Linked DNA regions of Homo sapiens: regions 1, 2, 3, 4, 6 and 7 are each linked to region 5. A link is a loop called in an ENCODE intact Hi-C map of the cell type or tissue named here. Cell type or tissue: heart right ventricle. All regions are shown on one strand.

Region 1 (4,000 bases), 160 kb after region 5:
GAGCCCACGGCTGCAGCAAAGCCATCACCTTGTGCCCTGCCTTCTCAGTCATCCCTGAGGCCTGCCTGGGTTTCTCCCTTCTGCAAGATGCTCTTTTCTCCCCCAACAGCAAGCTCCTCTTCTCCCTTGAGGAACACCAGTTACTTATGCTCTGCACACCTGGGAAGGGGCTGGAAATGGGCTTCCCAGGGGTGCCCTCCACCAGATGCTGAACCAGACTCCCTCCAGAGGCAGGTTTCTGGGCAGTTCAACTCTCATAATGGGTCACCTGGGGTACCGGTAACATGCACTCCCAACTGCACGCTGGAACTGTGTGTACTAGGTCGGCATCAGGGGCCCGGAAATCTGCATTCTTCCCAACTCCCCGCCACCCCGCTGCCGGAGCCCTGTGCACTTCCAACTTGGAGGCCGGCTTCCACCCTGGAGGTAGGACTTCTGATGTCTGCACACCTGAAGGGTGGAATAGTTTCTCTGCTTCAAGAACGAGCACTGTAGCACACTGCAGACACTCAAAGGGTTGGTCCCGTGCTCTTTTGCCTGCCTTCGGTTTCCAGGCGCTCCGAGGAAACTGGCCCCACCTACAGCGGGAGGCCCGGGTCTCCAGAGCCCCTGCGCCAATATTCTAGTCAAGAGGCTCGCGCGGGGCCAGAGCCTGAAGCGGGAGATGAACCCACCAGGAAGACATCCCAAGGCTGAGGCCCTGACAAGCCGGCCCCGCCCACGACGGCGAGCCCCTCCCCTCGGCCACCCCCCTCCTCAATTCCCCGCTACCGGTGCTGCCGAGTGGCAGGCCACCCTGACAGAGGCCGTAGAAAAATTTCCCAAACATTAAGTATCCTGCCCAGCACGGGCATCATCCCCCAAAGCGGATCTCAACCCCAGCCACGCCCCAATCGCTGCCCCCACCCGATACTCAGGATCCACCTGGAGCCGAGCTGAGCCTAGCCTGGCCCCTCCCCCAGGGCCACACCCACCCTGCAGCCGCGTCCCGAGCTGAACTCTGAGCCCACACTGACTCCCACCCCCAACCTGAGCCCCCACACCCTTAACTGACCCCGAATGCCTAGAAATGGCCCCGCTCTCACCCTCTACCCCATCACCTGCCACGTGGTTTGGAGCGGCCACAAAAGCCTCCCTGGGGAAAGTTAGTCCGAGATCTGAAAGCCTCACCTGCAGACCTTGGGCCCTTTCAGTTCCAAATGGTAAAAAAAAGGGGCCTTCAGCTCTAGGGTATCCAAGGCTGCAGCTTCTTTTTATGCCTTTTAATCACTATGTGAACTATTTTACAAATGAGAGACCACCACCCTTGGTCACAAGACAACAGTATTCAGTAGACGGGTTTTGAGCCTGCCCCCAAGGTAGAAGAGGTGAGTGTCACAGAAGAACTCACGTGAGCTCAGAGGAAGCATACAATTCTTTACACCAAAATGGGGAAGGATTGCCGTCCATTAAAATATTTTCATCTTTATGTTAAAAACGAAACAAAAAGGGGGGAGGGAACCGCCACAGATGAATCAACTACAAAGTATCGGGCCGCGCGTGGGAACTGTTGCCGCTGGGCTGGCGGGGGCGGGCGGTGATCCCCAGGCTGGAGGCTCAGCGCCCGCCCTGGTGCAGGTGCCGCCCGCCCCGCACCGGCCCAGGGCAGGTGAGAGGTGGGCAGGCGAGAGGGCAGCACGGAGGATGGGCAGCGGCCAGGGCATTCCTTTCCGGAGAGAGCCTCGAGGCCGAGGAGCCTAGGGCCGGGCGCGCCCCCGCCGGGCCGGATGGGCGGGGGCTCCCACAAAGAGCCGCAGGCGGGGAGCGGGACCCGGGACCGCCCCCCGCATCGCCAAGCGCCGCCGCTGACTTTGGTTACGACAAATTAAACCTTAGAGCGCTGGAAAAATTACAGGAAGAAGAGAGCGAAGAATGTGCCGAGTGGCGAAGGAAACCTTGTCCCTGCGTGAACTTCGCCCGCCGCGCGCCGGGGCCGGCCCCTCCCCTCCTGAGCGCGCGCCCGGGCAGCGGGGGAGGAAACGAGGAGGGACCCCGGAGAGCGTCCCCTGCCCCCGCTCCGGGCGCCCCACCGTCACGAGTGCCGCCTGCGGTCCACACCCAGGCCGCCCGCACCTGCCCGCGCCGCCTCCCGGCCGGGAGGGGTCCCCGCCCCCAGCCCAGATGACTATATCCGCCCCCGCGGCCCCACCCGAGCGCGCCCGGGGAGGGGGCGTGCCCGGCGGGGGCGCGGTCGCCTGGCGGGCGCCGGCTCCGAGAGCCAAGACCCGCCTCGCGCGACGCGCGGGGCCAGCCGCGGGTCGGAGCGGCAGGGGAAGGGGCGAGGCCCCGGGCGTTCCGGCCCGCCCGGCCCCCACCTCGCGCCCCATCGGGGACTCCGGGGGCGTGGTCGGGCAGCTCGCGCCGACCCCGTCCGCGCGATCCGGGCGCCCGCGCCGCCCCACTGACCTGTGTGAGTTCTCAGGTGCGCCTTGAGGTGCGAAGATTTCCCGTAAACTTTCTCGCAGCCCGCGTAGTGGCACTTGTGCTTCCTCTGCGGGGACTCGAGGTCGGCGCGACTTCGGCCCCGCCGGACCCTTTGTCTGAGGCCGGGCTCGCCGCTCCCCGCGGGCCCCGGCTCCCGCTCGGGCTCCAGCCCCGCCTCGGGCTCCGGCTCGCTCCACGCCGGGCTGGGGGGCGCGGCCGCCGCGCCTTCGGCGCCGGGGGAGGTGGGCTCGGGGGCGGGCGGCGGCAGGCGGCAGGGGGTCCTCGCCTTCCGGGCCGCGGCGCCCTCCCTGCGCTCCGCCGGGGCGGGCGCCGGCGCTTGCTGGTTGAGGTCCGCTAGGATCCGCGCCACCACGAAGAGCGAGGCGCTGTCCTTACCGTCGCGGCGCTCCTCGACGCGGGGCAGCGTGGGGGTGGCGGCCACGGCCGCGCCCTCGGGCCGGGACTCCGGCCCCTCCCGCGGCCCGTGCACGACCGCGCGGCTCGACATGGACACGAGGCACTCGGCGGCGAAGTGGTCCACATAGGCGGCGGCTGCCATGCTGCGGGCTGGGGCCGGCGGCGGTGCTCTTGCTGCGAGTCGTCAGCCGCGCATCCGCACCCACGGCCTCGGGAGAGCGGGCGGGGGGCGGGGGCGCGGCGCGCCCTCTCCTCGGGCTGGGCTGGGCTGGGCTGGGCGCGCAGCCGCCTGTGCCGTCACCCGCGCGGCTCCGCGTCTGCGAGGCGCCGGCCCGGCCGGGCACCGAAGAGTGAGCGCATGGGGCGCGCGGGCGACTGGGGTCCCCGCGCGGCGTCAGGGGCGGCCGGTTCTAAGGATGCCGAGCGGCAACGTTAGGGACCACCTCGCCAAGTCGCGGCCGCAGCTTCGCCGCGCATTGTGGCAGGCGGGACAGCTGCCGTGCGCGCCGCGGCTCCGTGTGGGCGGCCCGGCCCCGGGGGTGGGCGGGGCCGGGGCCACATCTGGACCCGACGTCAGCCCCCAGCCACATCCTGGCGGCGCAGGTTACAGGCGGCGGCGGCTGCGGGGAGCTGCGCGCGCGGAGGGGGCGGGGACCCCAGAGCGCGCACCGGCGGAACGGAGCGGTCGCGTGCCCGCGCCTGGGCAAGGGGGCGTGACCGAGGGCCGGGACAGACGCCATTGGTCCGTGAGTGCACGGCCAGGCCAATCCGAGCCGTTAGAGGGGCGTGCCCGGTCCCGGGCCCTGCGCGCGCCAGTGGGCGTGTCCCCTGGGCCGGTGGGAGGAGGGGCGGAAACTGGAGCGGGGCGCGCTGACGCATGACGTCCGGGGGCGGCGGGCCGGGTAGTCGCGGCGCGGAGCGGCTGCTTGTACCCCCCGCGGCGGGGACACAGCGAGCACTTCTCTGCCGGAGCTTTTATGTGGTGACAGCCTTGGCCCCCGGCATGGAGGGGAGCGGTTTCTGGAGGGCGCCATTTGTTCCTCCCGCGATGGGCGCCGGCGGGGAGGCGTGTCTGCCCGGCCGGGCGCGGGGCTGCCTAGGGGCGGAACGCACTCGCGCC
Region 2 (4,000 bases), 140 kb after region 5:
CTCTAACACAATTTTTAACATAATTTACAAAATGGGATGGGTATACTGCTCTCGGCAGTCCAGCCTTTCCTTAGAGCATCACTTTCTTCTCCTAGTAGCTCCTCTTCAGAAGCCATTGGAGAGTGCTGGCCCTGCCATCTCCCCAAGGCATGTGGAGATGACACCCTGCCCTTCTGCTCAGGGGAGGTGAGGGACCGTCCACAGGAGACACTTACTGAGCACCTGGCCTCTTCCTCACCTATCTGTGTTACCTTAGTAGCACTGTTGATTGTTTCGGTTGTTGTTGCTTTTGATCTCATAAACACCTGTGTCCTGGTTGCCTTCTTTTTACCTATGACTAGTTATAACTCGAGGCTGAGGGATGGCGAGATGGGCTCCAACACTTCTTTAAATGGTGGCTCCAACCCCAAGCCCGGGGGTTTTAGGGCTGGATCCACACAATTCCCAATACCAAGTCATGTGGGGTGACTTCAGGCTTTGGATTTTTTGCTTCACACTTACTGTTAGCCCAGTATGAAAATTAGACGTATCAGGCTTTCATTTGAAGATGTAAGGCACTGAAATATTTATGGACAAATTGATATTGCATCTGGGATTTCCTTCAAAACAACTGGAGAGGACGGTGGTGGGGGAGGGGCAGAGATAAGACTGCAGGGGGCTAGCAGGTGCTGAAAATGTGGGTGTCCTGAAGATGTGGGCATCTGTCTGAAGTTCTCCAAACAGAAGTTTAAAAACTATTAATATGACCAGGTGCAGTGGCTCACGCCTGTAATCCCAGCACTTTGGGAGGCCAAGGTGGGCAGATCACTTGAAGTCAAGAGTTCAAGACCAGCCCGGCCAACATTTCGGTGAAACCCCATCTCTACTAAAAATACAAAAAATTAGCTGGGTGTGGTGGTGGGTGCCTGTAATCCCAGCTACTTGAGAGGCTGAGGCAGGAGAATTGCTTGAACGCGGGAGGCAGAGGTTGCAGTGAGCTGAGATCGCGCCATTGCACTCCAGCCTGGGCAACAGGAGTGTAACTCTGTCTCAAAAACAAAAACAAAAATTACAAAACTATTAATATATGGACAAGGATTGCAACCCTAGGCCCTGCCTGGAGGCCATTCCTCCTCGCTGGATTTCAGCCCATCCCTCCTCTGGCTCTCCCCAGGCCTGCTCACCAGCACACCACGGTTTGGGGTTTGGTCAGCTGCTTCTCTCCCTGCCCCAGGCAGGCAAAGTCCCATCCTGCAGGCCTGGGCTGATGTCCTGGACTGGACATTGCTGTCAGTCAACTGCAGCCTGACACTCACTGGGAGGGCAGAGCTGTGCCAGGCTCTGGGGCCAAGCTGGGTAGGGATTGGATAGGCCTGAGGCCTCCACACTGACGCTGTATCCAGGGCCTGGCTGTAGTCAAGTGCCACGTCTGACCCCACACTACAACCTGGGTCCTGGAGTCTGAAGGGCTCAGGGGAGTTAGGGACTCTCAGGGGTCTTCAAGCTAGGCAGGGCTGTGGGGGTGTACTTTTTCCCCAGAAGCAGCCTGGTTTCTGTTTAAAAGAAGGAACAGTGAAGTCCTCTTCTCCTCTGAGGCCCATGCCTGCAGTATAGAGTCCTCGGTGAGAGAGGGGAAGGGTGTGGGGGTTGCCTGCCGAGAGCCCCCTGCCCCAGGCTTGGCCACAGCGAGCCACTCCACAGCCCTGCCAGCTCACTGTTGGAACTCTGGCCACAGCCACCACAGCCCCCCTTCCCAGCAGCTATTCTTGGTCTGTGTCTCCCTTTGGGGGGAGGATAAGAGTGGAAATGATCAGAAGCTAAAATTAGCAAGAGGCAAACAATTGAGGCCAGGAATCTGAGGTCAGCTGAGGACAACAGCTTGTTCTCTGCAGCCCCGAAGTGGTTTTATAGCAATAAAGGGAATTGAAAATGAAAACAGATCTGGAAGCAGCCCAAGCCCTGGTGGGACCAGGCCCAACACAGCCAGCCCCAAGTGGGCAGGCCAGATGGCAGGGACTTTGCCAGCCCAGGCCCCCCAACCTGGGGCTCCCCTCTTCACAAGGGGGCCCTCTACAGCCAGGAGGCAACACCCAGAGCACCTGCAGCTACGGTTACAGAACGCCTGGGACAGGTTTCCCACGCACTTAACGTGGGCGTGACTTCCTCTCCAGGGGAGGCCCAGCACAGGCGGCTGTAAACACCCCCAGTAACTACTGGATGACCAGGGCCACAAGCCCCTGCTTTGATACCTCCAGGCACTCCCCCTTTAACAGGCCCCAGCAAAACTCCCTAAGTGACAGACCAGGAAATGAGGCCACAAAGTCAGATGTGGAGCCACCCTTGAGCCCAGCCCCCTGGCCCAGGGTCCCTTCCCTGTCACTACCTCTGCAGTCCCTCCTCCCCTGGAAGGCCCACCCAGAGCAAGCCGCACACTCCAAGGCGGCATCAACAGAGCCCACAGCCTAGGTGGGCTGCATGGTGGCTGCATACAGACGGGGAGGTGGGTCCAGCCTCGTCATGCTCCACGGTCAAGAAACTGCCCTCCCCACAAAAACTCCAAGTAGCCACCCTGGAGGTCCCAATGCCAGTGGGCTCTGGGTTCTATCTGGTGATGCTCAATCCTAAGGGAACTTGGCTCAGCCTAGGATGCATGGGATTAAATACAGCCTTTTATTAAGTTTTTATTCACTGATCTCTGCCACCTAACAGCTTGCAAATGTCAGAAGAAATAAATCAGCCCAGTGGTCATAATTCAGAGCTGGGAAGCACACAGGAGGCTGGAAATGCACAGACCGGGTTGGTAGACCCAGCCCTGAAGATACTGCTCCTGTCCCCAGGAGAGAGTACATGCTGACAGGCCCTTCCACGGGGCCAGCACAGGGCCAGGAGCCAGAGGCACACCAAGTGGCACCACATACAGACGCTAATCTCAGCAGCTGCTGAGGCTGCTGGCCGACGTCATGGCCCATGGAGAAGGCAGGCATGGAGCCCGTGGCCAGCCCACACCTGGGCCAGGCAGAGCTCACACAGCCTGTCCTTTCTCACTGGTACGGTCAGGTCTGTGCATTCTGAGCGGGACCAAGGGAGCCTGTAGGGCAGACACTGGGACTGAGGGAGGTAGAAACCCCTGAGCGTGGCCTGCAGCAGGCAAGCCTCTGCTGTGAGACAATCTCACCTTTCCCTGGACTGCAAGATCTCAGGACCCGGCATCCAAGGCTGGATCACAAAGCCTCCAAGATCTCAGTGTCCAGGGGAGGCCTATTCGGAACAGTCTGAAGCTCCCAGGTACGGGGCAGCGTGGCGACCCCTCTGTTGTGTAAACTCCAACAGTGACTTTTGTTCACTGCAAAACCCTTTTTTTGTTGTTGTGTGTAAACTCTACTTAAACAGTGACTTCTGTTCACTGCAAAACTCCCCCCGCCTCCCTTTTTTTTTTTTGACACGGAGTCTCACTCTGTTGCTCAGGCTGGAGTGCAGTGGCGTGATCTCAGCTCACTGCAACCTCCACCTCCTGGGTTCAAGCAATTCTCTGCCTCAGCCTCCTCAGTAGCTGGGATTACAGGCGTCCGCCACCACACCCAGCTAATTTTTGTATTTTTAGTAGAGACAGTGTTTCACCATGTTGGCCAGGCCAGTAGTCTTGAACTCCTGACCTCAAGATCTGCCCACCTCAGCCTCCCAAAGTGCTGGGATTATAGGCATGAGCCACCGCGCCCGGTGTGCAAAACCCTTTTAGACATCCAACAGCCACCCGCCCACTCTCCCTGCCAGGGTGCATACCTGGGCGCTCTCATGCCTTGCTTGCGGGTAGCACACTCATCCTTCCTTTCTGAAAAGAAGCAACCTGCCCTGAAAATGCACATTCCTTTGCAGGCTCCTGGGAACTCCCCCTGAAAATAATGAGGTGGACGGCTGTCCCAGGACAGCCAATCACTGGAGCTCTCAGTGCAAGACAAGCGCACACGGGGCAACCACTCAGACCAGGTTAGAAACCAGTCAGTGCCTTGGGGTTATGAGCCTA
Region 3 (4,000 bases), 150 kb after region 5:
AGCCGCAAAGGGGACACAGAATAAAGTGCTAAAACTAATTTCAACCTTGATAAAAGATGGTATCCTGCAAAGCCCCTCAGGCTTACCCAGAGAATGCCCTGGCACCTTAGGCCAAGCAGCAAAGTACAGTCATGCACCACATAATGACGTTTCAAACAATGACAGTCCACGTGGGACGAGAGGCTGGTCCCATAAGACGACACCCCATTTTAATTGTACCTTTTTCTATATTTAGATACAAAATGCTTACCATTGTGTTACAGTTGCCTACAGTATTCAGGACAGTACTATACTGTACCGGCTTGCAGCCTAGAAGCAAGAGGCTACACCATACAGCCTAGGTGTGCAGTAGGCTATGCCATTTAGGTGTGCATAGTAAGTGCATTCTATGATGTTCACATAAGGACGAAACTGCCTAACAACACACTTCTCAGAACGCACCCGTCATTAAGCAACCTATGACTGTAATTTTAGAAAGGGCCTGCCATGCAAGCAGAAAAAAAGGGCGCTCTGGAAAAGATAATAAAACCTTGGGCATCTTCCCTCAGAACACACAGCTGCAAGGGGCCAGAGCCCCTGTGGGTCCTAACGTGCTGCTGTCCAAGGCCTCCTTCTGCCACACCATCCGTGCTAGAAGACAAAAACAACAACTGGTGGACAAGCACAGGAGAAACCTTCCACGTGTAAGGCGGGCGGAAGAAGGAAGTAAGACCTCAGCGATGGGATGGAGGGAATCTGAGTCCCTGCCTGCCCTGCCGCAGGCCACTTAGCATGCCTAGTGGGAGAGGGACATGGGGGCAGATGGCACCCCTGTGGATGCCTTCAATGACGAGTAAACAAACCAGACATGGACAGTCATGCAGGTGAGGACAACGGGGCAGTAAGTCTGGAGAGCAGATAGGCCAAACTATGCAAAGCAAGACCATGGAGAGCCTGCCAAATGCTCAGACTGTGTGTCACATTTACATATCCCAGATTCGGATGTGTGGGAACCATGTCATTAACTCCCATTTATCCGCCCTGGTCCCTGAAAATGTGTTGGGGTTTGTTGTTGCTATGATGCCCAGGTGCACCCAAGGTGCTGACCCCGGCTCCCAGATCCTGGCTTTGAGCAGCACCCCAGCCAGTGGCCCAGGTGAATAGCCTTAACCTTTTTGGTAACCCGAGACCAATGACCTGCTGGACCCATGCCCTCTGCCCCACTCCCAGTCAACAAAGGAGTCAGGTTCTGAGACTCACATACGCCTTCGCTCTATTTCCAATCTCTTTTCCAACAATTCCTTGCAGACACCCCTATTCATGCTCTGCCATCAACTTTAACTTCTACCAATACCCCTAAACCAAGTTCCCTGTATTATTTTTCTTGTTTAGTGAGCATTTAGACAATAAAAGGGTTAAAGACAAGTAGAAAGGCTCAGAGAAGTTTATCAGAGGAGGAAATTCTGGCTGTATCACAGGCCCTGCACATACTTAGGTGTGGCCCAAGAAGGACTCTCAGGTCTCGCTAACCCATGCATACCTGTTAGATCTCCAGGGAGCACCTGACCACCTCCCACATGCCAGGACACTTGGCCTCCCCATCCACAGCTTGGACCCACATATGGAAGCACAAGGCTCCTGCCATCCCCAGTGGCCATAGGTCTTGGGGTCACTGCTTTGTTCACAGGCTCTCCTTACTCCAGGAGGAAGACAGATGTGTCCCCCAACGAGGCCAGACCGGGAAAGGATGGTGGCCCCCCCAAGCATTAGCTGCCAGTGCTCCAAAAGGGAATGAGGAGGCCCCACCCAGGGCCCTGACCACTCGCCAGGCTGCTCAGGCATCACCTCACCTCCCATGTGTGTCCAGTGTACGCTGGGGTCGGGGGAGAAGCTCGTGGCTCCTCTGAGCCCACGTCATCCTCTCCCCACTCCCAAGCTTCCTCCCACCTGGCCTGTGCTCACAGGAGACAAGCACGTGACACAACTCCACCTTTAGAAGTTTCTCCTGAGACAGGAGGCCAAGGTAGGCTCTGAGCCACATGCTCTTTGGTAAGCGATTTTTGCTCTGGGCCTTCAATTCTTGCAGAGCTCTTTCATGATGCAGCGTGGGCTCCAGCTTCAAGGAGACGAGCCTGTGCCCTGTGCCTGGGGACCCAGGGTCACCCATCCATGCAGAGTAGGCCACACCCCTGTGGCACCAGCATAAGGACATTTAATCTGAGACATCAAGCTTCAGTGCTTCCCCAAACAAGTCACCTTGGGACAGACTGGCCAATGGCCACGGAGTGCAGCCAAGTTTCTGGTTAGCAAGTGTTTTTGTGTGATGAACTTCAAAAATGGAGAACAATAAACAGAATACTCCCCCTGCCAAGTGTGCTGTCTTGTTTGTCCAGAAAGATGTTGGTAAAAACCAGGGACTGGTCAAGGCTGTGTTTCTGGTGCTCGGTGCCATGCTGTGCCCTCCCCCCGCCCCCTGCCCCGCCACCATACACACACACACACACACACACACACACACACACACACACATACACACACACACAATGCCCAACAGCAAATGGCGATCACAGCCTGGCCCTGCATCAGGAGGGGAACTGAAGCAGTGTGGAGGACACAGGAGCCGGTCACTCTGCTGGGCAGGGCAGCAGGGTGTGAAGGCATAGCCCCTTCACCACAGCCCTAGTTTCAACTGAACAAACTTCATGTCTCCCCCAAAAGCCTGCCTCACAAACAGCTGGTAACATTTGCTGGGGATGAAGACGGACCTAAGATCTAAAACTGAACTAGAAATCAGAAGTTCCACATAGCCACTATGTTCCAGGTGTGGATGCTCCCCCATTCAGCAAGCATGAGCAGGGTGCCACGTCCACTCACACACACACCCATATGTGTTTCTACACATGTACGTGGCTATGGAGGCATACGTGTTTATGGCCAAATGGCAGAGCTTTTGGTTGGGTGAGGATTTCTTCTGTGCCCAGTGCCCGATTGATGCCAAGAGTAAAACAAGTTCGAGTTTCTGTTATTTTGGCCCAGAAGAGTGTCCAAAGCCTTCTGAACTCAGTATCTCCCACCCCGAGGACTGCACTGGTGGCTGTCTCCATGACCCCAACCTCAGCCACACAGCACAGTGGCTGCTTCTGAATTGCCAAGCTGGAGAAAAGTTTATTCCCATCTCGACAGGAAGTTGACTTCTCAAGAAAATAATCCCATTTGGGGCTTTGAAAGGAAAGAAAAGGTCGGGTGTGGTGGCTCATGCCTGTAATCCCAGCACTTTGGGAGGCCGAGGTGGGCAGATCACCTGAGGTCAGGAGTTCGAAACCAGCCTGGCCAACATGGTGAAACCCCGTCTCTACTAAAAATACAAAAATTAGCTGGGCACGGTGGCAGGCGCCTGTAATCCCAGCTACTTGGGAGGCTGAGGCAGGAGAATCACTTGAACCCGGGAGGCGGAGGTTGCAGTGAGCCGAGATTGTGCCATTGCACTCCAGCCTGGGGGACAAGAGCAAGACTTCGTCTCAAAAAAAAAAAAGAAAGAAAGAAAAGAAAAACAGGTTCAGGTGTGTGGACTTAGGACAATTTTTGTTTATTTCTTGAAAGCACATAAAGACTCACCAGGACTTAGAGAGTGTCACCCGCCGTAGGCCCTCCCCAGCCCTAGGAGACAGGCTGCCTGTGGCCACAGGGCCGGCATTCAGGTGGGCTGACCAAGAACACACTCACAGTTACCCTTGAGCTGGCTATTAATACCATCTGGAGCCATTTTCATTCAAAAGAAAATCAGGGTGTCTTGTCTGTTTGGGGAAAGGAGCACCTAGGCCTCCTCCAGGTGGTCCTTTGACTTCAAAAGCCTTCCAAAGCTGAACCCAACCCCCAACATCTCTCCAGTCAAGGAAGCTGGAAGATGGAGTAGAAACCAACCAGGTGGACAGAAGGGGCTGAGCCTGGCCGCCCACCTTAACCATGTGATCCTGCAGTAGGACAGGCTAATATCCCATGCCCTCCCCCCCCCATGAGGCGA
Region 4 (4,000 bases), 91 kb after region 5:
TGAGGTCAGGAGTTTGAGACCAGCCTGCCCAACATGATGAAACCCCGTCTCTACTAAAAATACAAAAATTAGCTGGGCTAATCCCAGCTACTCAGGAGGCTGAGGCAGGAGAATCGCTTGATCCTGGGAGGCAGAGGTTGCAGTGAGCCAAGATTGCGCCATTGCACTCCAGCCGCAGGGGGAAAACTCAGGGATGCAATTCCCTGCCATGTGGGTTGCCCCCACATTTGTGGGGCTAAGGGGCCCCTTGTTTTCAGAGGGAGCTCAGCTCCTCTCAGAGGGTGATTGCAACTTTGCCCAGTGGAGTCTGCTCTGCTTCTCCATCTGGTGCTGACATCCTCTAGGGCAGCCAGCACCGTCCTCTTCACTGAGGCAGGATAAGGGGCTCGCACTCTGCCAGGGACACACAGGATGCTTGGGGCTGTGTGACACTGAGCTTCCCTGGGCACAGGCTCCAGGGAAAACCCAGTAGATGACACAGCCCCGCCCAGTGGGGCAGATCAAAGGGAGCTGTGTAGGCGAGCACTAGGCGACTGTAGGGCTTGCCCACGGCTTCTTGGCCTGGCTGCAGGCTCTTCCCACCCACAGAGTCCTATAGCTGCCCTGGGGGAGAGGGAGGAGGGCACCGTGCATGGTTGACTCTTCCTGCTTCTCAGCTCCAACAGCCTTGGCCTCCTGCTTGATCTTTCCAAGGCCTGGGGGCCTGCTCCAAAGTCAGACACTCCTGATGTGGTACTGTGCCTGGGGACAAAGGTGGCTGGGAGGGCTCGGAGCCCTGAGCTTGAGCCCTGGGATGGAAGGGGTCGCTGCTTCTCCACTGGGGTCCAGGAGCCAGTGGGCTCTTGCTCTGGGAGTACCCTGGGGGCCAGGCAGCAGCACCGAGCATGCCCCTGAAATAGGCGCTGGCCAGAGCCTGGGTGTAGGCTGCGGGGTTGGCCCCAGGGCCAAGTTGGCTCCCTCATTGCCCACCACGCTCTGCTCCCAGCCACTACACACGAAATGCCAGCAGCTGTTTTGGTTTGGCAGCTTCTGCTGCCACCCCCATACGCCTTCTAAACTCGTCAGTGCTGCCGTGTCTGGTCTGTTGTGTCCTGGTGCAGCCCTGTCCCCTAACACCTGGGCTGTTTCCTTGCTGTGATGGCCATGGTTGTGCCTCTGAGGCCTGGGCTCCTTTCAACTAGGGTTGGAGAATCTCTGAAAACACCACCAATTAAGGCCCCGCCCGAGCAGGAGCATCCTGTGCTTTGTGGTGGGAACCTGTCCAGGCAAAGGCCTTATCCGAGAGATCAGGTAAATTACTGGGTAACTATCGGAGCCTGAGCAGAGACGCAGGCCTAGCAGGCTCCTTATTAGGCTAATTACTGGCCCCGGACTGCGTAAAACCCAAGATAAACTCAGGGTCGACCCGGAGAGCAGCTGGGAGGTGGTGTTTTCCTGGAGAGGCACTTGCCAGAGGCCCTCAGGCTGAGGCACAGGAGAGAAAGACTGAAGAATTCCCCAGGGAGAGTGGATCACCACCCCCCCCGCCGCCACCCCCAAAGACCAGAGAAGTCTGCAGACCCCACATCCAGCTCCTAACTCTGACCCCCTCCACGTCCTCATCTGTGTAGTTCATCCCTCTGACATTTATGATGTGCCAGGAGCTGCTGGCCACTGGGTATGGTTGAAAATAACATAATAATAATAATGTTACAAAATCAGCCTCACACTGTACAAAGAGTAGCTCATTTAGTCCTCAACAAATCCATCTTCATTTTATAGATGGGGAAACTGAGGCTCAGGGATGTTAAAGGACTTGCTAGCAGCTGCTAGAGCTGGAAGCAAGAGGCAGCCCTGACCCCAAAGGGGAAACAGGCCCAGGAACTTCCCAGCGCCCCTCCCTTGAGGACAGACAACGTTGGCAGGCCACGGCCCCTCCCACTCCGAGGCGTCTGGACCTCTTGGCCTGCAGCCTTTGCAAGTGCGCGTCACTGAGGAGGAGAGGGCGCCACCGCCCCAGGCCTGAGAATGGTCGGCAATGGGCGGGGTCGGCGGCTCTCTGGGCTCGTAATTATTCTCCCGGTAATTATGCTGGCGCTGGGCGTGGCCTGAGCGGAGCGCCGGGAAGCCTGCCCACCCTGCCACGTGCACCCCTGCCCTGCCCTGCCCTGCCCGCCCCACCCCACCCCACCCCGCCCCACCCTGAACCTGGACACCCTCTTGGCCTCAGGGCCTCAGGCTTGTTCCCAACCCCCCTTTGCCCATTTCCGCCTGGGAAATGACCCCTGGCAAATGTTCCTGTGGCAAAGTCAAACGAAAAACCTGGACTGGAGGACGGAAAGTGTCCTCTGGGCTCAGGGTAGGGACAGGCACCAGCCCCTGAGCCACTGTTGAAACCACCACTGCAAAATTATAACCCAGACAGTGAACGAGATCTGACTTAACTAACTCCATCTTGCTTCTAACCTCCAAGCTGTCCTTGTTCATTCCTAGGTGTAAGCTGAACTAACTTTGGGAGAAAACTTGGTTTATAGTTTATAGTTTAAAACAAAGACTGTAACATCCCTTTCCCAAAGCAGACCTCCTTCCTGCCTAGGGACTAGACTGCCTTTGTAGCTAGGACTAATAAATTAGCCAAAAAATTAGAAATTATGGTTTAGGAGTCACGCAGCTGGAGGCTACAAGATTCTGACTTTCCCAAGTTGCTTCTGGGGATAACATCACTATTGTAAAGCCTAAGATCCCTAAAATCAGTGCTTGAGATATTTTGCAGACCCTGTACTCCATGGATCAGCTGGCACCACCCAGGTCAATAAACTGGCTCATCTGATCTTGTGGCCCCAAACCAGGAACTGACTCAATGCAAGAAGACAGCTTCGACTCCCTAAGATTTCATCACTGACCAATCAGCACTCCCAACTCACTGGCTGCCCCCCAACCACCAAATTATCCTTAAAAACCCTAGGCCGGGCGCGGTGGCTCAAGCCTGTAATCCCAGCACTTTGGGAGGCCGAGGCAGGCAGATCACAAGGTCAAGAGATCAAGACCATCCTGGCCAACATGGTGAAACCCTGTCTCTACTAAAAATGCAAAAATTAGGCCGGGCACGGTGGCTCATGCCTGTAATCCCAGCACTTTGGGAGGCCGAAGTGGGCAGATCACCTGAAGTCGGGAGTTTGAGAGCAACCTGACCAACACAGAGAAACCCCGTCTACTAAAAATACAAAATTAGCCGGGCGTGGTAGCGCATGCCTGTAATCCCAGCTACTCAAGAGGCTGAGGCAGGAGAATCTCTTGAACCCAGGAGACGGAGGTTGCATTGAGCCAAGATCGCGCCATTGCACTCCAGCATGGGAAACAAGAGCGAAACTCCGTCTCAAAAAAAAGAAAGAAAGAAAGAAAAACAAAAAAACCAACCCTCCCAGGGCACGTGTATCACAGGCCCTGAGGGGACAACAGCCAGAAAAGCTGGTGAATGTCCAGTAGGCAGAGGATGGAGGATCAGGGACTCTGAGGCAGACTTCTTGGGCCGGAATCTCAGCTCCACCACCAAGCAGCAGCATGACTTGGGAAACTCAATTCCACATACTTTGGGGGTTTCCCTCCCCCATTTTTATTTTATCAAATTAATTTTGATGTGATATTATTAAGTGAAATTAAATGTCAAAACTGTAGATGAAATGTTGCCATCGGGGAAATGCAAATCAAAACCACAATAAGGTACCACTTCACATCCGTGACGATGGCTATGAACAAAAAGGAGGACAGTAACAAGTGTTGGGGCATGTGGAGAAGCTGGACCTCTCATGGATTGCCAGTGGGAATGTAAAATAGTGCAGATGGAAACAGTCTGGCAGTTCCTCAAAACTAAACATAATGTTGCTACATGACCCAGTAATCCCACTCCTAGGTGTATACCCGAGAGAAATGAAAACTTATGTCCAAAAATAAATAAATAAATAAATAAGGAAAAAAGAAAACTTATGTCTACACAGAAGCTTGTACACACATGTTCATAGCA
Region 5 (4,000 bases):
GGTAGAGGTAGGATGGAAATATCTATGGAGACACTCTCTTAGAACTCCTGCCAGTCTTTTTTGGGAGAACCAGGTAGGTCCTGTGGAGAGGAGCCTGCAGGTGCATGTGAATTTCCTTTATATCTTCAGCCCCCAGGGTTCCATATTATTTCACTAGCTGATACTGTTCCTTTACCAATTTAACCATTTTAGCTGAATGATTCTTACTGGGGTCCAGCTGAATTGGCCCTTCTTAAGCTCATGTCTGTCTCTCCTTGGAGGCACCTGTCTTTCCTTAGATATTGGATAAGTCGGTTTCCCTGTGACTTCAGCTGTCTGGTGGGTTAAAGATAAGTTGTGAATTTGCAGTTTGACTGGAATGTTTTCATGGTGGAACAATGCTCTTCCAGCTTTTCACATCGGAGACAAAAACCAGAAATCTTGATTTTTTTTTAGAAAATAAGTACTCAGAATATATTCAGGCTAGCATGAGATGATGCCTATATGTTTCCAGGCTAAAAGACATACAAGAGGCCTTTCAAAAACAAAAACAAAACACCTTTCCGGCCTTTTTAGGCTCATTTTGAAAAGCAGTTGCTGTTCTAGACATTTACCACCAGAGGGCAAGCCGCTGCATGGCTGCTCCTCACTGGTAAAGCCAGGTTTCCAATAGGGAAATGTCAGGGTGTACAGTTGAGAAGCAGAGGCATCCTGAGCAGCCGCTGCTCACGAGGAGGACCTGTTTTCATGGCCTCCTGGCCGGAACTGTCCCTGGGCTCTGCAGCCCCAGCCCTCACCACAGGCCGCAGTTGACCCTCTGCAGAAAAGCCTTCCTTTGAGCCCCTCGGTGTCTTCAGTTGTGAGCAGGCATGTCCGTAGAGCCTCTCAGTACCTGGCCCTTCACCCCAGCCAGATCTAGGCCGCAAGGCTGCTGGACCCTTCTAGGTGGACAGGCACTAGCCCCTTCAGGGGTATTCCCACCGTGCACTGGAGCCCTGGGCAGCCCAAGGAGTCCATTCCAGCCCTGCTGTTGAGGGGAGGAGTCCCCAGGAACCCCATGATAGGGAAGTGAGGGTGACTGTCTGGGGTGCCGTCTTAGCTTAGGTGGTTTATCTGAAACAAACAAACCAAAATCACAGTGACTTAACACAGTGGAAATCTAAAAGGAGTGTTCTCAATTGTCAGGCAGCTCTTCAGTGGAGATCTGCTGTCTTCTGCAGGCACCATGGAAGGGGAGTGGGGAGAGACACCCCCATGCCTGAGCACATCACCCAGCACTTCCCACATTGCTTCTGCCCACAGACCATGGATGCCACTAGGTGCCTGTTCCCCCTAAATCCTGGGGCCGGGGTGGCTAAGACATGGAGTGGTGGCTGGGCTGATGTTCTCCAACAGCAATTCTACCCTGGGAAGCGGGTGGACAGCCAGACCCAAAATGTCCAAGTTGCACCCACAGGAACTGCTTCTAACAGATTATTCTTGTTCTAGAACAATATTTCCTGAATTTGCTTGATTTTAAAAGCCACAGGAGATGCTTATTTAAAATGTTGCTTTTTGAGTCCCTTTCCTGGACACTTTGGTTTGGCCCATCCATTCATGGGGGCTTGGAACTCCCAGGAGCTGCACTGCTCTATTCTGGGAAACATTGTGGATGGGGAGAGCCTGTGCCACCCCCTGCCCCATGAGTAAGAAGCGAGGCTAACCCCTTCTCTGTTTGTGTAGTGACTCATAGAACTATGGGACAGGCTGCTGGGCACCACCCAAGGGAGACCTGTCCCTGAGCCAGCCCTGCAGCCCTCCCTGGGTGTGTCTGCCCTGCAGCTCAGATCTGGAAAGGGTGGCCACGTCAAGGCAGAACCCAGCAGGCTGCAGCAAAGCCAGGCCAAGCCACCCCTGACCTCTCAAATCAGAGCACTGCACTTTCCAATCCCAAGCCAGATTAATGAAAAGCCCGGAGCTGGTCATTGGTCAGCAAAGCTGCATTTCCCTTATTGGCAGCTTGGGGAAGCTGGAGAAGAAGAGGTGCGGGGGTGGAGAGGGGAATTATTTGCACCCACTTTTCCTCTTAAGCAACACTGGAGGGCAGCATTGAGTCAGTTTTTCCAATTTCTTACCAAATCAACTATTGGTGTTCAGTCTTCGATTTGATCTATTTCCTTGCCTTTTTGTTCTTGCCATGGCACCCTTGCCATGAACCATGGGCACCAGCAAAGAGGCAAAGCAGCTGGTCCAAGGTGGCTGTGCTTCTCTGCTGTGTGTGACTCCCAGGTGTGGGGCCTGCAGGGGAGCTAAGTGGAGCCCATGGAGGAGGCTGCTGCTTGTTGCGAGGAAAGACTTGGGGAGACCATCTCCCAGTTCCTCCTGCCCTTGTCCCTGACAATGCCCTTGGGAGGAGTCAACCGTGTCACTAGGCACTCCTCTCATCAGGTCCCCCAGCAGCTCAGAAGCTCCTAGAAGATCCCAAACCTGTAGATACCCCCTCCACCCTAGCCCTTCTGGAGTGAGCCAGGATTTCCCACGGGTGGTGAGTTTCACCACAGAAGTTTTGTGATGAGTCAATCCCTCTGAGAAATGACCAGCCAGTGGCTCATCACTGCAATCTCCACCTACATGTGACCTCCTCAAAAGGACCCCCTGACCCCATCCGAAAAAGGCTTCACCATCACTGCCTTCTGCCTGGTGTTTACCCTTCCAGGGCTCATCACCACCTGACATTATGAGATGTTTGTTAACCTGCTTATCTGTCCCCAGCACAGGTGAGCTTCCCACGGGCAGGGGCGGGTGGGTCCATGGGTCCCAGGCACTGATACAGACTTGTGGCACAAAATTACAAACCAGTAGAGGTCAGCAACACCCTTGCTCACCTGACTTGCACATTCGGCCCTTCTCTGGGACGAGACAGGAGAGCTGAGCCCCAGGCCCACCTGCAAGGTGGCCTCCCAAAGTGTGCCTAACCTGCCTAGATCCTTCCTAGAAATAGCAGAGGCAGCAATAGCTTTTTTCCCATTCTGCTGCCCAATGGAGTATCTGCCATTGGACAGACCCAAAGAGAGCCAGGGTCCAGGTGACGCTTCCAACTGCTCTCCACTGTCCGCAATAAATACGAAATTTTAAAAACTAGCAATAGTGGTTTTGGTCTTCATGCTCCTGCTGGCACAGATCTGTGTAGATGTCCACTCGGTGCATTTGTCACCCAGATACCTGGCTTGGGAATTTCCTTGCCATCCTGCCTGGGGACTGCCGGGGCTCCAAGCACGGCTCTGTCTCTTCTGTTCCAGCCGTGATCCCCCTGACGGATTCTGAGCACAAGCTGCTGCCTCTGCACTTTGCAGTGGACCCTGGCAAGGACTGGGAGTGGGGGAAAGACGACAACGATAACGCCCGGCTGGCCCAGTAAGATCCTACTCTGTCCCTTTCCCCAGCGCCCACAGGGAGGGCTATGGCTGGGGCATCCTGGGGAGGGAATGTACCACCCCTGCTCCTCCTGGGACAGCTGGCATGCAAGTGGACTGGGTGCTATAAGGGCCAGCTCAGACCATTTCAATAGGATATTCTTCTCTTGCCAGCCTTATCCTGTCGCTAGAAGCCAAGCTGAACCTTCTGCACAGCTACATGAACGTGACGTGGATCCGGATCCCCTCCGAGACACGGGTGAGCCTGGCTGTGCTGGGACCAGACCTGGCAGCAGGGTCCAGGCTGCTCAGCTCCAGTCTGACCAGGGTGCATCCTCCCAAATGCTCCCACACTCTTGCCTGCCCCTGCCCGGCCGCCCACCCCAGCCATACCCACAGCCCAGTAGCTCCTCCACCTCCTTTGACCTAGCCATCCCAGCTGCATGCAGCTGGGGCCACCCTGGCTATGGCTTGAAGTGGCTCTGGCTGGACCTAGTGGCTGTGTACACACATGTAGGCATGTGTGCATGCAAGCATGCGCTCTTGTAAAGGGATTTTTTGTCCCCCTATTTTCTGCAGAAGGAATCAACACGCCCACTCAGAAAACAAGCCACAGGCAAGTCACAACA
Region 6 (4,000 bases), 290 kb after region 5:
CCTCAGTCTATGGCAGCCCCTGACAAATAGCAGGGCTTTCTGTCTGTGCAGCTGTCTGCCTTACAGAGAGCTGTTTTCTGCCACATCAAAGGCTGGGGAGAACCCGGGCATGTCAAAGGTTTGGGAGAACCCAGGCATGGCTGCTTTCTCTCCCTCCTTCTGTCCTGCCTAGCCACACAGTGATGGAGAGAACCTCGTGACAGAGCCTTGCCCAGGTGCACGTGGGGCGGAGTTCATCACAGCGCTGGCTGGTTTGTTGAAAAGGAGGCCCGGCGGCTGTTCACTGTCTTGACAAACAGCCAGAGAGGCAGGGGAACCCTACACTGTATACTTTTCTCAGTAATAAACCAAGCTATTCATGAATAATGTCCAGAGTGTGTCCTCAAAACAGCGTGGCCCTCATGGTGCTCAATGCCCTGTTAGACTCCAAGCAACCCGAGGACAGGGTTTTGTGTCTCTCTTGCTCACCTTTGCTTCTCCAATGCCCAGTGGGCCTTCAGGGCGCATTTGCTGAGTGACTCCACATTATTCCATATTCACGGTAGAATCTGTTGCATAAGGTCAGGATAAGTCCGCACAGTTACTTGCAACGTGGCTCTTTCAACTGTTAGCAGGTTCTGGACTCCAAAGCCTACATAATGTTATGTGAGGTTGAGAGGAAAATCATAAGCATACTTGCAACCTATAGGACTCAGGTAGTAAGCTTATCCTGGGGGTGGAAACCCCCACTGCCAAGAGTCCAGGTGACATCTCCACCCCAGGCCAGGACGTAGACCCTCCAGGCTACTTCCCCTCACCCATCCTAAGGAGAAGTCAGGCAAGGACCTTGCCAGGGGCCCAAGAATAAGGTTTTCCCCAAGCACTTTACAGTATATGGTATATGGGCATATCGTGGGCACTGGATGTGTGGAAGGCTGGAGAACCAAGCAGTCCCCACAGGTGGGCTGCTTATGCCCACATGAACAGGCAGATAGTGCCTGTTCCACCTGGAACAGGTGTCTTTTTCCAGGTTCTTTGAAAGCCACATGGTCATGTGGATGGATGGCCATCCTGAGAGGCAGATAGAAGACAAGACTCAGGCCAGCCAGTTGGGTGGCCCAGTTCTGCTGATCTCTGGATGGATGGGTAACCCTGGCAAGTTAGACAGTTGCACTGAGCCTATGTTTTCTCATCTGTAGAATGGGAATGATAGTGGCATCCATTTTGTAGCATGATTGCATGGATTAATATATGTAAAGTGCTTAAGTAGAGGCCAGCATGCGTTAAGCACATTTCAGTTATTATAATTAATACCTGGAAGGGAAGAGGCAACCCCCAGCCAGAAGTTCTGTGCTTCTCATGGACAGCAGCGGCCCCTGTCATGGCTCTGCTCATGGCTGTGGACCTGGAGCAACTGGGACAGACAGATGCGTGGGAAGAAAACACCTGCTCCCAGAATGACAGGGCCAATACCTGAACCTCAGGGCATCAGCTCTGACCCAAGGGTGAGCCCCAGAGGCAGTCAGCTCTTGGGGGCAGCAGGAGGAACCAAGAAAAGAGGCAGGCGTAGCTCATATCCAGCCTTCCAGAAGGTTCCACCGTGTAGGAGGAGTGGCTGAGGGGCCGTACTGTGGTGTCAGCCGCCGTTATTTCTAACAAATTCATGCTTCAGCAACCAAACAGAAAGTGCTCACAGCTCACTGCTGGGTGGATTTTGTTCTTGGTCGGATATGATAACCTGGCACCTAGGGGTTCCAAGAGCATGGGGGAGACAACCAAACCAGCCGCCAGCCTAGAACCTGTGTGTGTGAGGGAGGATCTGGGGCAGGGTGGAGAGGGTGAGAGGACAGCTAAAAGTAGGGGATAGCAGGGGGTGGAGGCGCGCAAGCTGGAGCAGGGACAGAGCAGGCAGGCAGGGGAAGGGGATTGGGCCCAGGAATGCTGTCCTGCCGCCATCCAGAGTCAGACCCATAGTCAGGACCCCTGCACCTCACCACACCCGGTTCCTGGACCCTCGGAGGCTCAACAGCACTGGTCCCAAAAGAGAAGGGGCCTGGGGCAGTCAGAACGTGAGAGAAGTGGCAGTGCTTGGTGCCCAGAAGAGCAGCCAGGTCTGAGGCCCGGGGTCCCGCTGGGTTCTGAAAAGTCCCAGTAATAGGACCCGGGGCAAGTCATCTAATCCCCGCGGCTCAGGGGTCAGGCGGCACAGCCAGCACCTCCTGTATGTGGAAGCCGAGGCCCAGGACAAGCACCCCGTGGAGCCCGACTCGCCAGGGCTGAGCCAGGGCTTCAGGGCCTTCTCCCGCCCTGCAAGCCTACTACTTCGCTGCCTGAAGTCAGCTCCCAGGCTCCTTCTTCCCCAGCAGGCCCTGGAGGGAAGGCTGTCCTGGAGAGGTACTGGCTCCTTCTTTCAACTTGCCGTGCTGACTTGCTGAGATTTGCCAGAAAGTGGCTGACGGTCCCCACCTGCTGGTGACGGCGTGGGTGGATGGGAGGCCCTCCGTGATTCAGGAGCACCAGCCGGCTCCTTGACAAGCTGGGCCATGGCCACCGCTACCTCCTCCTCTTCCTCCTCCTCTTTCTGAGCTCTGGTGGAGTCACTACTCTCTCCTCTTTGAATCTTTTTGATTCACTGATTACAACACACACACACACACACACACACACACATACACACACACTTGCTCTCTCTATCCCTAAAAAAGAAACCAATGGCAATTTCTGCTCAGTGTGCACTGCTGGTCAGTGACCAGCTCCTTACTGGAAAGAAAACTCCAAGAAGCCTGATCCTGTTTTGCTTCTGGGTGTTCCAGGATGAGCTGACACGTGGGAAGAGGTCTCAAGGGCAGGGTGCCCTGGCCCTGAGGACCAGCCACAGCGTGGAGGGGATGAGACTTGCTGCTGCACCCCGTCCTTGGAGTCTCTGCCAGGAAAGTGAGGGGCCATGGGGAGCTAATGATATTCCCTCCACATCGTTTCCCCCCCCAGGACACCCTCCCCACCAGAGGCTCCTTGCAGCCAGTTAGGAAAGTCCATCACAAGTTCAGTAACGTCTCCAGTTCGGGGACTCCTGGGTCCCTGACACAAGGACAAGAAGTTGAAACAAGGGTGTCACAGACACGGGTTTGGAGTCAATGGGTGGGGGATGAGGCTGTGAGAGGTCAAGAAAGGAGGAAGACCAGTGGGAAGACCAAGGTCTCCTGGAAGGCCCTGGCTAGAATTTGAGCTCAGTCCACACTCACAAGGCCACTCCCTCTCCCTCTTCCCTGAGCTCTGCCTCCCTTGCCTGTCTCCATTTTCCACCCCTTGATTTGGCCCCAGGGCTTATTCATGACCTTGACAAAGGGCAGTTTCTAGGGACAGGAGACTTCAGAAGCTCACACAAAGCAGTGGAGAAAAGAAGGACGGGAAGGCAGCAGGGCAGGGCAAGCGAGCAGGAAGGGGTGGAGGAGTGGGCCAACTTGGGAGGATGGCCTGGCTTCCAGAGAGCCTGGGCACCACTGCTGTTTTGTTTGAAACGTTGAAGACTTGGAGCAAGTTTGGAAGTGAGCGGAGGCCAGGCACAGTGGCTCATGCCTGTAATCCCAGCACTCTGGGAGGCCAAGGCAGGTGGATCACCAGAGGTCAGGAGTTCAAGACCAGCCTGTCCAACATAGTGAAACTCCATCTGTACTAAAAATACAAAAAAAAAAAAAAAAAAAAAAAAATTAGCCAGGCATGGAGGCACATGCCTGTAATCCCAGCTACTCGGGAGTCTGAGGCAGGATAATCGCTTGAACCAGGGAAGCAGAAACTTCAGTGAGCCGAGATCGTGCCACTGCACTTCAGCCTGGGTGACAGAGTGAGACTGTCAAAAAAAGAAAGAAAAAAGAAAGAAAGAAAGAAGAAAGAAAGAGGAAGGAAGGAGAGAAAGAAAGAAAGAAAGAAAGAGGAAGGAAGGAGAGAGAGAAAGAAAGAAAGAAAGAAAGGAAAAGAAAAGAAAAGAAAAGAAAAGAAAAGAAAAGAAAAGAAGGAGTCTCAT
Region 7 (4,000 bases), 120 kb after region 5:
AGCAGCCACAGGAAGTGAGCACACTGCCCCGTCCTCATGCGGGGGGTCCATACAGTGATCCCATGGGGCTGCGCACGACCGGCCTCAGCACAGCGCCTGGCACGTTCCAAAGGTCCACTCCTGAAATCTCAGCTGTTATTGTTGCTCTTAGTCATTAGCCCTGTCAACTGGGTCTCCTCTGATTTGGGCCTGTTGGTGTGGGGGGAAGCCAACCCAAATTCAGACTCAGCCTTGCTTCCTAATAGCCCTTGTGAGGAGCCTTGTCCTTTAGCTTCTTCTGCCTGCAGGCTGGGGAAGCATGTGAGGTACACAGAGCTACAGGTGGACCACATGGTGTTGGGGCCGCAGAGAAATGCAGCATCCAATGGATGGGACGTTGGTGCCAGGCAGCCTGGAGTGGAGGAAGGTGGGTGTTGGGTGCAGCCACTCCACCAGCACAGCTCTTGGCCTCCCTATATATCAGGAGCTTTATGCTTTGACAGGGCACATACTGGGTGCCTGGCCCAGAGACATGGTCCTGACCCAGGCAGACGCGGCCCCCACGGCTCCATTCTCTGCTCCTCCCTCAGCCTGCTGCAGAGAGGTGACGGCCAATGAACTGGCCCACAACAGGAGTTATGGCTCAGGCTAGCAAGGAGCAACACTGGGTCTGGCTGGGTCCCCTGGTAGTGACACTCAGGCAGCACCCAGGAGGCTGACAAGGAGCAGCCCAGAGAAGGGAGAACGGGTGGAGGCGGGAACAGGGAGCAACATGCCCCAGGCCACTTTCACCCACATGATCCGCAGGGAGCCCCAGGAGCTTTCCTGTATGTGGGCGGGAGCCACTGCTTTCATCGTATTAGAAATTACAAATTAAAATGGAAAAAAGGTCTTCAACCCAAGCACGCATTCCAGTCGTCGTGGTGCTGTCACACATCCTGTAGCATCTGCAATAGCCTACTGTACTCTTTTGGGAGAATGAGGCAAACAGTGCTATTGTTATGAAAACAGTTTTGATCTCATGGCCCCTCTGAAGGGTCTGAGGCACCTGCGAGTGTCCTCAAGCTTCACTCTAAAAACTGCTGTTATGGGGACAGACTCCAGGCGGGGCTGCGTGCAGCCGAGTACAGTGAGCACAGGGGGGCACACAGTGAGGTGAGGGGCCAGCCAGGCCCGGCCCTTCAGGGAGTGAGCCCGCCTCCCATTCTAAGGCAAAGGGAGCCCAATGGCCTAAACAAATCCAAGCACCCTCCTTGCTGGGCTCAAACCCTGCATCTGCCTCCACCCGGGCATGGGGTACACAGACAGCAACAGCAAGACAGGGACTCACCAGGACAGGAGCTCCCTCTAGCTCCAAAATGACAAGAGAACCAGTAGGAGATTCCAGACTCCTGCAGAGGAGCTCCTAGCCTTCCTGCCGGATCTCAGAGTCACTCCAGCTCCCCAGGTGGGAGGGCCCCAGGGGTTCTGGCTATGTGTGCCTGTGCCTGTGCATGGGGTGGGGGCCGTGGGACAAGGCGGGGTTAGGCCTTGTGAGAAGACTTGGTGAGAGGAAGGGGGCTGGGGTCAAGCCTGGAGGGGCACTAGGTGCCCTGGAGCCCTGAAGGGAGGCTGTAGGAGGGTTGGGGGAACTGTGGGGAGCTGGGAGAGGGGCTAAGCCATGCTGGGGTTTGGGGGTCCTACAGGTGCCAAGCAGAGGGGGGACTCTTCGGGTACCAGGCTGCATGGCCGGGTGATGCAGGGTAGGGGACCGCATGCAGTTGCGGGGAGAGTGGGGTGGGTGGGGATTGGAGTATGGTTGGGCGGGGCAGCTGCTCAGGGCTGCGCGTTACATAAATGTTCCCTGGCGCCACAGCGAGGCCGCGAGCGGAGCAGCGCCCCGAGTGAGAGCAATTGCCTCATCTTATCAGGAACACAGCGTCCCACATGCTGCTCTTGCCCAAGCCGCAGGCCCAGGCGGGGACAACGTGTTCTCTCAGAGAGCCAGCCGGAAGGGGGGCGCAGGGGCTCTCTCTCCTTCAGCTGAGCCCCCAATCCGCCTCAACACCCAAGTCCCAGGCCCTCCCCTCTCCCCCACAGCAGCCACATGCAAATGCAGCCAGCTCAGGAGTGTGCGTGCTCCAGCTCAAAGCCTGAGCTCAGACTCGGGCTGTGGCATGGACTCCACTCTGCTCTGCCCTCCTGCGCAAAGGGCACGCTCCAAGTTATCTCCTGCAATCCAGCCTTAGCCAAACTCCCCCCCAACCCCCCACAGGTGAGTGGGCCCCCCCACCCCACCCGGCTCCAGCTGCACCTGTATAAACCACACTGCAGATCTTTCTGTCTGCGAACCTCCTGTGGGAAGCCTGTTGAGTGGTCATTTTTGCAATGTTTCCAATGCCCGGTACCAAGCTGGGGCCAGAGCAGCGTCTGCCGCAAGGGCCTCTTCTGCCGGCCTCCTGCTGGGTCTTCTCTAGGAAGCCTCGCTGAGCTCCCCTTCATGGAAGGGAGAAGGGAAGAAATGCAACTCCTACCGGGAGGTCCTGGAAAGGCAAATGAGCCATCACCCTCACAGGGATGTCTTGGATACAACAGACCTCTGGAGCGCAAGGGTCCATGTGGGTGTGTATCTGGAGGCAATGGCAGGGGCAGCGCTGGTCAGACTCAAAGGGAGGCACAGGGAGAGGCTTCCAAAGAGAAATTGCTTGCCCTCAGGCTCCCAGGCCACTGTCCCCAGTCTCCAGGTATTCCCCACCAGTGAGTGGGCTGTCATTCACTGATGGACAGCTCTGCCCTGTGGGCACTGGTTTGGGGCCACTTCTAGCTCCCAACCTCAAGACTGCAATGTTTTTCACTCCAGGAAGACTGTTCACCCTCCTGTTCTGGAGCAGGTCAGCATGGCCAAACACAGGGGCTGATCAACTGCTGGCCTCCAATGAAACTCAGGCATACAGCCTCAGGGGTAGCAGAAAGGCCTGGCCTCTGTGGTGGGGGGTGGACTTCCTAACTCCTTAGGAGGCCATTTGACTGTCCTGCTCGTCTCTAGAAATGTTAGTGGTTTATTAAGCCACATGGAGCTGACATGCACATGGCTTCGCAGGAAGTCCAGGTTGGAAGCTCTTACCCACCCACTGAGCAGGTAAGGGAAGTGAGGCCCAGGAGGAGAGAGTGAGCTGTCATTCAGCTGGCTGGCGCCAGAGCTAGAGCCGCAGCTGGAACCTGCCTGGGGCAAGGAAGCAGCCTGCTCTACCTCCACTCCTTTGTTGATGCCTCAGGGATTGTCATCCAGCCTGTTTCTCAGTCACTGTGAGGGTTAAGTGGGAGAATACGTGGGGCACATGCCTGCTGCACAGTGGTGCTTGGAGGAGATAACAATGTTATCACCTATGGGCCAAGGGGCCCCGGGAAGCATGTTTGTGAGCCGCCCAGTAGTGAAAGAGACATGGGGGGCAGGTGTGCCCTGTCCCAGGCGCTCTGGTCTAGTGCCGCTGATCACACACTACTATCCACTCTTCACATGCAAGAGCTGGCAGGGTGCTGAAGCCTGGCTGGAGACTGCCACAGTGTCGGAGGCAACACTGCTTCAGTGAGAGAATCCTCCTTGGGCAAATGTGTGGCTCCACATTTCTACAATGCTTGCGAAGATATTTTTTAAAGTAGGCATTTTTCTTGTTGCTTTGCTTTGTTTTCGAATAGGATAACTTGATCCTAAAAATTCATACAGAAAAACACACAGTAATAGCCAGAAAAAAATCCTGCAAAACAATGACGTGGGGGAAACGAGACCACCAGGATTCAACACAGTTTCGTAAGCTGATCACTGGCCAGTGAAGCCCAGCAGAAATGGCAGAATTAGAACGAAAGGTAGTGGTAACTGTGCAAAGGACAGAGTGACATCTCGAACCCCTAGGGCAGGGAGCAGTCAATACATGTTATGAGGACACTTCGGTAGCATCTGGAAAGGCTGGGTTCATACTTCCCACCCTACACCAGGATAAATTCTAAATGGGTCAAAGATTCTAATGTGAAAAATAAAACCACA

What was found. Peaks named below come from ENCODE experiments on the same cell type or tissue, not always from the same donor. Only the 100,000 strongest peaks of a DNase experiment are listed, where the experiment ranks them.
Region 1: it touches region 5 in a loop (9-fold over the local background); 59 of 110 quality-filtered maps call a loop at or near these places.
Region 2: it touches region 5 in a loop (2.6-fold over the local background); 41 of 110 quality-filtered maps call a loop at or near these places.
Region 3: it touches region 5 in a loop (2.5-fold over the local background); 57 of 110 quality-filtered maps call a loop at or near these places.
Region 4: a loop joins it to region 5, with 2.7 times the contacts of the local background. A loop is called at or near these places in 29 of 110 quality-filtered maps.
Region 6: a loop joins it to region 5, with 8 times the contacts of the local background. A loop is called at or near these places in 107 of 110 quality-filtered maps.
Region 7: a loop joins it to region 5, with 4 times the contacts of the local background. A loop is called at or near these places in 46 of 110 quality-filtered maps.

The regions. Positions count from the first base shown.
Region 1 is chr15:31,326,235-31,330,234 of GRCh38, reverse strand. It overlaps KLF13 (KLF transcription factor 13), which reads right to left and starts at 3,400. Exons shown (of 2, transcript NM_015995.4): 1 at 2,446-3,400. The coding sequence starts at 3,022. RefSeq lists enhancers at 4-568, 3,678-4,000 and a promoter at 3,219-4,000. In heart right ventricle, CTCF peaks have their summits at 1,900 and 2,102; DNase peaks (open chromatin) are centred at 2,117, 2,424, 3,094, 3,704 and 2 weaker places; H3K4me3 peaks cover 4,000 bases; H3K27ac peaks cover 4,000 bases.
Region 2 is chr15:31,351,429-31,355,428 of GRCh38, reverse strand. The region is part of intron 1 of KLF13 (KLF transcription factor 13); the gene reads right to left. Among named protein-coding and RNA genes, the nearest start is that of KLF13, 27 kb to the right of the region's middle. In heart right ventricle, a CTCF peak has its summit at 2,029; DNase peaks (open chromatin) are centred at 1,288, 1,788 and 2,888; H3K4me3 peaks cover 2,118 bases; H3K27ac peaks cover 4,000 bases.
Region 3 is chr15:31,333,944-31,337,943 of GRCh38, reverse strand. The region is part of intron 1 of KLF13 (KLF transcription factor 13); the gene reads right to left. Among named protein-coding and RNA genes, the nearest start is that of KLF13, 9.1 kb to the right of the region's middle. RefSeq lists enhancers at 1,288-1,788, 1,789-2,289. In heart right ventricle, no CTCF peak of the experiment used is centred here; a DNase peak (open chromatin) is centred at 2,253; H3K27ac peaks cover 4,000 bases.
Region 4 is chr15:31,395,400-31,399,399 of GRCh38, reverse strand. The region is part of intron 1 of LOC105370939 (a long non-coding RNA gene); the gene reads right to left. It also overlaps a transcript of KLF13 not described here. Among named protein-coding and RNA genes, the nearest start is that of KLF13, 71 kb to the right of the region's middle. In heart right ventricle, a CTCF peak has its summit at 1,965; a DNase peak (open chromatin) is centred at 1,999; H3K4me3 peaks cover 902 bases; H3K27ac peaks cover 3,791 bases.
Region 5 is chr15:31,486,824-31,490,823 of GRCh38, reverse strand. It overlaps OTUD7A (OTU deubiquitinase 7A), which reads left to right. Exons shown (of 13, transcript NM_001382637.1): 11 at 3,258-3,372; 12 at 3,546-3,630. Among named protein-coding and RNA genes, the nearest start is that of KLF13, 160 kb to the right of the region's middle. RefSeq lists a silencer at 704-854 and an enhancer at 360-1,009. In heart right ventricle, CTCF peaks have their summits at 387, 586 (motif pointing right), 1,824 and 2,024 (motif pointing right); DNase peaks (open chromatin) are centred at 863 and 1,923; H3K27ac peaks cover 1,069 bases.
Region 6 is chr15:31,199,297-31,203,296 of GRCh38, reverse strand. No RefSeq gene overlaps it. Among named protein-coding and RNA genes, the nearest start is that of LINC02352, 15 kb to the left of the region's middle. In heart right ventricle, a CTCF peak has its summit at 2,444 (motif pointing left); a DNase peak (open chromatin) is centred at 2,446.
Region 7 is chr15:31,363,864-31,367,863 of GRCh38, reverse strand. The region is part of intron 1 of KLF13 (KLF transcription factor 13); the gene reads right to left. Among named protein-coding and RNA genes, the nearest start is that of KLF13, 39 kb to the right of the region's middle. In heart right ventricle, CTCF peaks have their summits at 1,233 and 1,858; DNase peaks (open chromatin) are centred at 642, 1,240, 1,833, 3,445 and 1 weaker place; H3K4me3 peaks cover 2,166 bases; H3K27ac peaks cover 4,000 bases.